2 separate regions of the Mus musculus genome follow, and region 1 is linked to region 2. The links are chromatin loops, found by intact Hi-C in ENCODE. Cell type or tissue: gastrocnemius. All regions are shown on one strand. Links, peaks and the distances in the headings refer to the core of each region. The heading gives the core; the rest is flanking DNA.

Region 1 (5,125 bases), core at 1,115-3,614, 210 kb after region 2:
CCATCCTGGCTTGTCTCATCGGCACCGGACTCTAAAGAGCTCACTGGTTGTTGTTATACTTGTCTGGCTGTTGGCTTCTCTGCTTGGAGGTCCTACCTTATACTTCCGGGACACCATGGAGGTCAACAACCACATCATTTGTTATAATAATTTCCAGGAGCATGAACTCACCTTGATGAGACACCATGTTCTGACCTGGGTGAAGTTCCTCTTTGGCTACCTCTTCCCTTTGCTAACCATGAGCTCCTGCTACTTGTGCCTCATCTTCAAGATGAAAAAGCGGAACATCCTGATATCTAGAAAGCATCTCTGGATGATCCTGTCTGTGGTCATTGCCTTCTTGGTTTGCTGGACCCCTTATCACCTGTTTAGCATCTGGGAGCTCAGCATTCATCACAACAGCTCTTTCCAGAATGTGCTGCAGGGTGGAATCCCCCTCTCAACTGGCTTAGCCTTCCTCAATAGCTGCTTGAATCCCATCCTTTACGTCCTAATAAGCAAGACGTTCCAAGCCCGCTTCAGGGCCTCTGTTGCTGAGGTACTAAAGCGTTCGCTGTGGGAAGCCAGCTGCTCTGGTACAGTCAGTGAACAACTCAGGAGTGCTGAAACCAAGAGCCTGTCTCTCCTAGAAACTGCCCAGTGAGTATTGTGTTCCCAGAAAATCAGTGCAAAGTTTTCATGTGAGCCTCATAACAAATCCTTTCAGATTAGGTTGCATTCTGATCCACACTGATCATGTTTTTGTTCAGTTATATTTTTGCTTGGCTATAAAAGGGAGGATTTCTTCCCTGCAATTTAAATCATGTATCTTTCTGGCTGCCCTCTGGTGGCCGTTCTGATACTGACAGCCTAAAAGTTTCTTCCACTATTTTAGCCTGCGTCTGTTAATGTACTGCAATGTATGTATCAAATTAAGTCATTTTTATAGTGTATACCACATTATATTAATTATCTCTATTGAAAAAGTATCAGGCTGGGTTCTTTGTTTGCTTTTGCGTCATTTTGTGTACGCGTGCATGTTCATGTGTTTGGAGGTGTAAGCTGTAACTAAATCATGTGTTTCTCATGGAGACACCCACCTTTTATTTGTTTGTTTATTTATTTATTTGAGACTGGGGTTTTTCACTTACCTAGAGCTCACCAATGAGGCTAAAATAGCTAGCCAGCGAGCGCCAGAGCCTAGCCTAGCCTGGCTCCATCTCAACACTGATACTGCCAGTGCAGGGCACCATGCCAGGCTGTTTCTACTGTGTGTTCCAGGAGCTGAGCTCAGGTCTTCCTTGAATGCACTTTGGCTAAGCTGGGCCAGCTCTCCAGCTCCTTCACCATCACCTTTTCAATTACAAAAAAACCCAAAGGGGGCTGGAGAGATGGCTCAGCAGTTAAGAGCGCTGACTGCTCTTCTGAAGGTGGTGAGTTCGGATCCCCCGCAACCACATGATGGCTCACAACCATCCATTATGAGATCTGATGCCCTCTTCTGGGGTGTCTGAAGACAGCTACAGTGTACTTACATATAATAAATAAATCTTAAAAAACAAACAAAAAAACCCCCAAAACCTTTTATTTGGGGTAAGATCTATGTAGCCTAGGCTGCCTCCATAAACAAATTGAATTTACACGTATTTTAACAGTATTAAGTACATATACATTCAAACTTTTAATAATTTATAAAGTATTAGTTGGTTATGGATTTAAAGCTTCCATTCCTGTTAACTGTTTATTAAATAAGTTACTTAAAATGTCAATTTACTGTTAGTATAGATCATTTCTGAGTTTCTGGAATATAAATGAGATGGGGTGACTTGATCCTGCTTCCTAAGCTTGGAACTTCAAGTAGATAATGATGCAAATGGCCCTAGCTTGGAATCCTTGGACTAGCTACTCATTAGATCTTATTGTCCTTCCTCTCATAATTGTTCCATGGCCATGGCCAGGGTCACCAGACTTCCAAACTGCAGGCAGCATGAGGTCTGCCACTGAGTCACATCCACAATCCTCTGACAGGTTATGTCACACAGCATTGCTTCCACTATATTGAACTGGCCAAAGCAAAACTAGGCTGGTTCAGAACCAAAGGGAGGGGCCAGACCTCTTGCCCCTTTATGAAACATGCCTACCATTTTGTGTTCGCTTTTAGTCCTCTAGAACATCATGGTTACAGAAAATTCTGGCTAAATACAAGTCTGTAGATTACTAATAAACGTATTTCCAGATGGTATAGATGCTATTCAGAGAGCATGAATTGCCAGCATAATTCTATCTCCTGTTCTTTTGTTTACAGGAACACCAGTAAAGATGAATAAAATGTACCTTTGTCAGTGTTCTCCAGAATCCCCACGCACTATGGAGCCTTAGAATACCAAGTGCTGCCCTCTGCTGGCTCTCATGGTCCTGACAGGGCCCTTTCTCTGCTCTCATGCTTCTGACAAGTTCAGCGGGCTCTCAGGGTTCTGCCATAGCCCTCATGCTCCTAACACTGCCCTCTGCTGGCCTTCATGATCCTAACTTACCTAGAAAAAAACACCCACTGTTTTAGCCTGGGTCTGCTGTACATACATTCTCCTTAGTACATGCTTTATTGAGTCTATGTATCCGATTATAATACATATTTACAATGTAAAGCTTCCCTCACTGAAGGTAGTCAACCTAAAACCTGACCGAGAGCAAGAGTACTGTCTGAAGGAACTGGGCTAGTTAATCTTCTAGATTCCTATCTATAAAATTCAGAAAGCTTTGTTTTTAAGACAAGGCTTCTTTGTATACATGACTGCCCTGGACTCTGTGTAGTCCAGGTTGGCCTGGAACTAAGAGGTCTGCATGCTTCTGCCTCCTGAGCGCTGAAATTAAAAGTATACACCACCACCTGGCTCACACACATACACAAAGCTTTAAAAAAAATGCCCAAGCAGGGCTGGAGAGATGGCTCAGTGGCTAAGAGCACCGACTGCTCTTCCAGAGGTCCTGAGTTCAAATCCCAGCAACCACATGGTGGCTCACAACCATCTGTAATGGGATCCGATGCCCTCTTCTGGTGTGTCTGAAGACAGCTACGGTGTACTGATATACATAAAATAAAATTTATTTAAAAAAAAATGCCCAAACAGTAAAAATTATAGTAAATGTTTAGATATCAAAAATTTAACACAAAGCTGAAACTGCTGTGATGTATTTTTTTAAAAAAGATTTATTTATTATTATATCTAAGTACACTGTAGCTGTCTTCGGAAGCATCAGAAAAGGGTGTCAGATCCCATTACAGATGGTTGTGAGCCACCATGCGGTTGCTGGGATTTGAACTCACAACCTTCAGAAGAGCAGTTGGTGTTCTTAACCATCTCTCCAGCCCTGTGATACATTTCATAACGTACTTCTAGAGCAGCATAACCTCCCACAAGTGTCTCCAAGGAATAGCTTTGCGCATACTGCCTCCCCCAGCACTTCCCTCCATCTCTAGGTTGAGTTCTGAAAACCCACACTTGACCACCTTATGAGCCTACAATGTTCCTTTCAGGACACTTCCAAAAACTCTTATGTACAGGTGTTGTGCTCGTGGCCATCAGAGCACCTTCTAGAGTTTCGCTCTTACTCTATGGAGTGAACCAAACAGTAAGCAACCTCAGTGGCTATCATAGAGTCATCTCAGCAGCCCAAGATTCAGTTTTTCAGAAAGACATCGAAGGCATCTAGTGACAGTTTATCAATAGTATCATGTACTGCTAACAGCAAAAGAATTATTTCACTAATCACAAAAGTATACTCTAATTGCTAAATCTTTAATAACACATCAGTTCTTTATCTTCCTTTTAATTATATCTATGGTACACACAGTGTTGGCTAAAAGACAACTTCAGGTTGGTCTGGTCATCAAGCTGAGTGGTTTAAAAATGCTGAGCTATTTCTCTTTCCAGTTCAAGTTTTCGCCACTAATGAGTTACACTGAATCCTTTCCTTCAAAATGAAGACATACCATTTCACAGCAAAATGAAGAGCCAAGGGTTATCTTTCAAGCTTTTATTTAAGTGCACTGACTTAAGAATGATTTAAATCTTGTTAAAAGCAGCCACATCCATGGACTGTACGTAGTCCTCAAAAGCAGTAATTTGCTCTTCCAGCATATCCGTTCCAACCTTATCATCTTCAACTACACACTGTATTTGAAGCTTTTTAATTCCATATCCCACTGGAACCAATTTAGCTAAAAAAGAACATCAAGGGGTAAATGTTAGGAAATCCTTACGGGAAAACGCACAAATCCCTAAAACACAAGCATCACACTTACAGGAGCCCCACACCAGGCCATCTGCTTGAATGCTTCGGACACACTCCTCTAGTTTTGTCATGTCCGTCTCATCATCCCAAGGCTTCACGTCTAGTAGGATGGAAGACTTCGCAACAACTGCAGGCTCTAAGGAAGATTAAGAAGTGCACCTAAACACTCAACACTTTCACCATTAAGTCAAATCTCAAATTTGTTTTAAAACAGACCATCTTTTTGTCAAACACACACACAATTTGCCTTGTGTCTGTCACACATAATCCTCCTCCTGTGTGGCTAAGAAAGAGGCATTAAATTGTGTAACAGTTTCTTTCCCACAGAGGAATGCTACAACTGCTACCATAAAGACAGCTGTAGACCAGTAGCTGTGGAAGTTTTAAAATATTGACCCATTCAATTTAACTGGGGAAAATCCACTTTAGGGCAAGCACTGGACAAGCTCCTGAAATCAACACTACTAACAATGAAGATTACCCACTTTTAGCTTTCTTGGACTCATACTGTGCAAGGCGTTCTTCTCGTAGCTTCTTTGCTTCCTCACTTTCCTGTACAGAGAAAAGATGTTTCACAAAGTTGGTTATCTTCTGCTTAAATGTAGTGACAAGGTCATCACAAAACCCACCAGATTTATCAGAAAAAGCAAATCCATCAGGAGCTCAGCCGAAAGAAGGTGATTTGATTTTATTCATCATGTACCCAGTGATAAATTTTAAAAGGCAGACAATAAAGCCACGCCAGGATCCATCCAGGGAGTGGCTATGGCATCTGTCCTCAGGCTTCTCAATATGCTTGGATAAAGATGAAGTCATACCTCCTCATCATCAGATCCAAAGAGATCAATGTCGT
Region 2 (5,125 bases), core at 1,506-4,005:
GAGATGGATATTTTAAAGAGATTGAAATTTTAAGAATATGTAAAGACTGTGGGACTTTTAAAGTTATTTAGATCTTGGGGATGAATAAGATTGTAAGGGTTGAGGCTTACTAGTGATGCTTTTGTGTGTCAAGTTGACAAGGGGTCAATTGCATTGGCTAGTTTTGTGTCAACTTGACACAGCTGGAGTTATCACAGAGAAAAGAGACTTCCTTTGGTGATGAACAGCAGCATGGAAGTGTAAGCCGAATAAACACTTTCCTCCCCAACTTGCTTCTTGGTCATGATGTTTGTGCAGGAATAGAAACCCTGACTAAGACAACACTTAACCACAAATGAAGACACAAACTCTCAATAAATATAAGGAAATTTAAATAACACCCTGAATCCTGTGAGACAACAAAGAAATAAGGCTTAATAACAAGAGAAACACCAGACAGCACACAAACTAAACAACATACCACTGAATGGGAACCAGGTTGAGAGAAAAATCAAAAAGGAAAACTCTAATTCCTAAAATTGAATGAAAATAAAAATACAACATACCAAAATCTATGGGACGTGATGAGGGCAGTTCTAGGAAGATGGGATTGTTCAAGAAAAGGTGGATAGAATATAGAGTTATAGGTGGAAGGGGATAATGGAATATGAAGGATGAAATGGGATGGAAGATTGGGAGGCAAACCGAAGGAGGAAATATGGACTGGGATAATTAACACAAAAGCCCTTTGAAAAAGTCCTATGGAAACTGACTATTGTAGACTCTTTCTTAAAATATCTACATATATCAAAAGAGTTTAAATGAACTTACCTTATTTTGGGAGGGGGCAATATTCAACTAGATACCACACACTACCAAATAAAAATCCCAGTATCAGGAATGGGTTAGCTCTTTATGTGTTGGTGGCCAATGAGTCCCATCTACTCCCATACATTACAGGTTACTGACAATGTTTCTGGTGACCCTCTAGAACTCCATGGTAAGACCCTATTGTTGTAGACAGTATGCACTTGAGTCAAAAGCATGAAGAAATCTTGTGGGTAGGGATTGGCTAGCTTTCATGACGATGGAAGGCTCTATGCACACTACTGGTGTGGGAGGGGTAATCACCAGGCTCATCAAGCTGTGAACTCTTCAAGCTACAGTAAATGAATAACCTGGCAAAAGATGGCCACTGGCACATTAGTGGTGCAAACATTATGAGAGTAACCAGCCATTGTCTGCTTAGATTTAAAGTTCACTCCACAAGATGGAACCCATACCTGTCACTGTTAATGTGGTAAAACCTGGTGGTTGATAGGTCATAGTTCTTAAGGGAGAACCTACTAGCATTATTCTGCTAAATAGACATAGCAGTAAAATGGCTCCTGATATCTTTGTCTCATTCACCCCTCGTCTGAGAAGCTCCTTAGTTCCGTAGATGGAAATTAACACAGAGACTCACAGCTGGGCAATGTGCAGACGATAGGAGATATTAGACTGCTCATTGATAAACAGAACATCTGTGTTGCGCCCCTCCTGTCAAGACTCAGGGCTCTTCAAGGAAGTGGAGGGCAGAAAGATGACAAGAGTCAGAGGTGGTGGATGACTCCAAGGAAACAGTCTTTCTTGGCTATGACAGGGCAGTTGTACATATGATCTTATGGTGATTATGACAGCAATCACAAGACCCGTACAAGCTGCAGCCAGACAAAATCCCAGCATGGAGTCAGAGAGGTGAGGGTGAAATCCTAGCTGAGAAGTTATTGGCATTTGATAGCTGCTAAGAGAGGGAGAGTCCGTTTTCTTTGATGTGACCTCTGGTATAGCAACAGCACTGCAGGGAAGGTCCCACACCCAACACTGACTGGACTTAGTAGCTGAGAGAGAGAGAGAGAGAGAGAGAGAGAGAGAGAGAGAGAGAGAGAGAGAGAGAGAGGCCGTGAAGTAGGGTAGGAATGGAGGTGAAGGTGATAGGAGTTTGGGAAATAGTATCAAAATACATTGTATGAATTCTCAAAGAGTTAGTTAAAATAGCATTCAAAAACATTGTCCTTGAGTGCACTATTTTTCTTAAACTTTCCATATTTTCAAAGTTGGGTTTTTGTTTTTGTTTTTATATCCATGTATTTATTTTGCGTGGTTGGGGTGAGTTCCATGAATGTATGTTGAGAGTCAGTTTTTTCCTTCCACCGTGTGAATTTCAGAGATTGAACACAGGCCATCAACTTTGAGGACAGGCACCTTTCTCTGAGCCATCTCCTTGGCCACACTATTTTCAAATTTTTAAAATAAGATTGTGTAATGAAAGACAAAAGATATAACTGAGATAAACTAGATTTTCCTCAGAATAAGAAGTGAAACGAAGGGAGAATAGTAGAGAAAAATGTCCTAAATCTTGTGACAATTTTTGGTATGTTCTTATAATATTTATATAAATATTAGAAATTCCTCTTACCAAAATGTAACCCCATCACCACCACCACTAAAATGTAGTATTCGGAATTTAAAAGACTTGCTATTTCAAACATGATACACACACAACTAAATGAGACTACCTTCTCACACTGACCTAACCACTTTCCAATGACAGTCATTAGCCAAAGACCCTGTGGCATCTGGCATGGGTGCCAGAAATCTGGCCCTAGCTGTCTAGGTGCTTAGCTTAATGCTTTGATGCTACAAATAAAATTCAGAGTAGACAGTGAACTTTTCCCACTAGCATTGGACATCCATGGAATTCAAAGAAAGAAAGGAAATTTTATCAAACCATAAAGAACAAACAAATGTGTGGGAGAAACTGGAAGGAAACCCGGATGGTTTTCCAGATTTATAGATAGCCTGTCCACTCATAACAATAAACTGTTGCTTGCAGGATTTAAAGAGCCACTGTATAAAGATAATTTACCTGAATTAACATAAAGAAAATTAAAATCATCTTTCCTCCAAAACTCAAACATTGTGCCATCTTGTTCATAGATTCCCCCCCCCCAATATAATCCAGCAGCTAATGTAAGCCTTGTGCTTGGTATGGCTAATTCAGTTTTCTGCTTCCCTGTTCATACATATTAAAGGACTCAATGACATAATCGGCTTCGCTTTTCACTTGGTTGCTTAGGGCTTTTAAAAATAAGACAGAAATATCCACAGCTGTTATAGGCAATCACTCAGCTCTTCGGGAAGAAAATATAGCTATAGAGACAGGTGGCTCATCTCTGGGCACACATGCAGAGTCAAGGAGCCAGTGCTACAGCTGCAGTGCCCAGAGATAACCAGTGAACTCCCAGGATTGCATTGCTAAATATGGTTGCAGACAGACAGTCAGGATCAAGGCTATGACTTCTTGAGTCTTGCTTCTCCTGGGAGTTGACCAAGTTTCCAGTAGAAGGGATACCTCAGGATTTCTAGGTAGTTCAGCAGCCTAGAAAAAAAAAAAATGGTACTTAGCATCAGGCCTGACAAGAGGCCTTCCTACCATTTTGACAGCTACCTTGATGAGAAAATCTTGACCTTGGGATCCAATTCATGAAGGGGAGCATGGGAAGCTGATGGGTGACGTGGGTGGACAGGAAAGTAATGAAGTGACTGACCTTCTCTACTTCTACCTTTAAAATGCCACAAACCTAACCTAGCCAAACTTTCTCACTGCTCCTGAGTGAATGTGAGACCATGGCAACAGAAACTCTTAAGCCCTGCCTGTCCAGGCTGTCTCCAGCTCCCTTCAGCTGCCTGAAAAGCTTGCCTTATAACTCTGCGACTTTCAGCACCCCTACACACTGCTCGTTGCTTGGGTTCAAAGTATCTATTCCATGTCAGTCCTATGAGTCACAAATGGGACCAAGTCAGACTACTCCCAGGTAATGAGACTGAACAATGACCGCAACAAAATGAGTCTCTATACAATCCTTCTATCCTACAAAAAGCCTTTTCCAACCAACCCATGGAGCTAAACCTAGTGCTGATGATCCATGCTTCAGATCATGAAACTGCAGAGAAGAGGAGGCAGGTTTCCATGGTTGCCCTCTCTTCCCTTCCACTGTGGTAAGCTCTTCTCCCATAACTGAAGTGAGTTCTTGAGTGTGCATATTACATCCCCACCTCTCCCCTCTCTCTTTTACACACACACACACACACATTTTAATATTGTCCTTTATCTGTTGAGAACCAAACATGACAATGTTCAAAAGCAGCCATATTCATGGGTGAAATGATATAGCTGTCTCCTGAGAGGCTCTGCCAGTGCCTGACAAATACAGAAGTGGATGCTCACAGCAATCCATTAGATGGAGCACAGGGTCTCCAGTGAAGGAGCTAGAGAAAGGACATAAGGAGCTGAAGGGGTTTGCAGTCCCATAGGAGGAACAACAATATGAACTAACCAATAACCCCCAGAGCTCCTTGGGACTAAACCACCAACCAAAGAGTACATATGGTGGGACTCATGGCTCCATTTGCATATGTAGCAGAGGATGGCCTAGTCAGTCATCAATGGGAGGAGAGGCCCTTGATCCTGTGACATCTCTATGCCCCAGTGTAGGAGAATGCCAGGGCCAGGAAACGGGAGTGGGTGGGATGGTGAGCAGGGGGAGGGAGGAGGCAATAGGGGGAGGGGGTTTCAGAGGGGATAACATTTGAAATGTAAATAAAGAAAATATAATAAAAAAGAAGAGAGAGAGAGAGAGAGAGAGAGAGAGAGAGAGAGAGAGAGAGAGAGAGAGAGAAAAGAAATGTGAAAACCACCACACATGCTCAAGGAAAGTCCAGGCTCAGAAAAAAACAGAAGACAAATTTATTCAAACAAAGCTGGGTAACTGGCACAGGCAGAGCCTATAGTAAACAAATACAAGATAAAAATGAGAAGCAGAAGATCCTGAAGAAGAAGAATCTGGATTCTAGGGCTACCACATGCACTTGAAAATGTGCAGAGAAACTGAAGTGTATGGCCATGCAAAGACAAAAAGTTAAAGAATAGAAACTGTCTCTGAAGGAGACAGAAAGGCAGATAGATATGCTGCTAGTCGAGGATATTTGAACAACTTCTTTGGCCCAGGATGGTGACACAAACCTATAATCAGAGCATACTGGGTAGAGGTGCGAGGCTCATGTGGTCATTGCCAGTCTAGGACACACAGCAAGTTCCAGGCCA

What was found. Peaks named below come from ENCODE experiments on the same cell type or tissue, not always from the same donor. Only the 100,000 strongest peaks of a DNase experiment are listed, where the experiment ranks them.
Region 1: it touches region 2 in a loop (3-fold over the local background); 3 of 42 quality-filtered maps call a loop at or near these places.

What each region holds. Positions count from the first base shown.
Region 1 is chr1:63,178,531-63,183,655 of GRCm38, reverse strand. It overlaps Eef1b2 (eukaryotic translation elongation factor 1 beta 2), which reads right to left. Exons shown (of 6, transcript NM_018796.3): 3 at 5,091-5,125; 4 at 4,758-4,824; 5 at 4,283-4,408; 6 at 3,170-4,198. The coding sequence ends at 4,044. Gpr1 (G protein-coupled receptor 1) reads left to right here. Exons shown (of 3, transcript NM_146250.2): 3 at 1-1,085. The coding sequence ends at 643. Gm26457 (a small nucleolar RNA gene) reads right to left here and starts at 4,979; the gene lies at 4,902-4,979. Snora41 (small nucleolar RNA, H/ACA box 41) reads right to left here and starts at 4,633; the gene lies at 4,521-4,633. In gastrocnemius, for the core only: a CTCF peak has its summit at 2,413 (motif pointing left); DNase peaks (open chromatin) are centred at 1,226 and 2,412; H3K4me3 peaks cover 31 bases; H3K27ac peaks cover 424 bases.
Region 2 is chr1:63,393,693-63,398,817 of GRCm38, reverse strand. No RefSeq gene overlaps it. Among named protein-coding and RNA genes, the nearest start is that of Gm35393, 40 kb to the left of the region's middle. In gastrocnemius, for the core only: no CTCF peak of the experiment used is centred there; a DNase peak (open chromatin) is centred at 2,600; H3K27ac peaks cover 1,145 bases.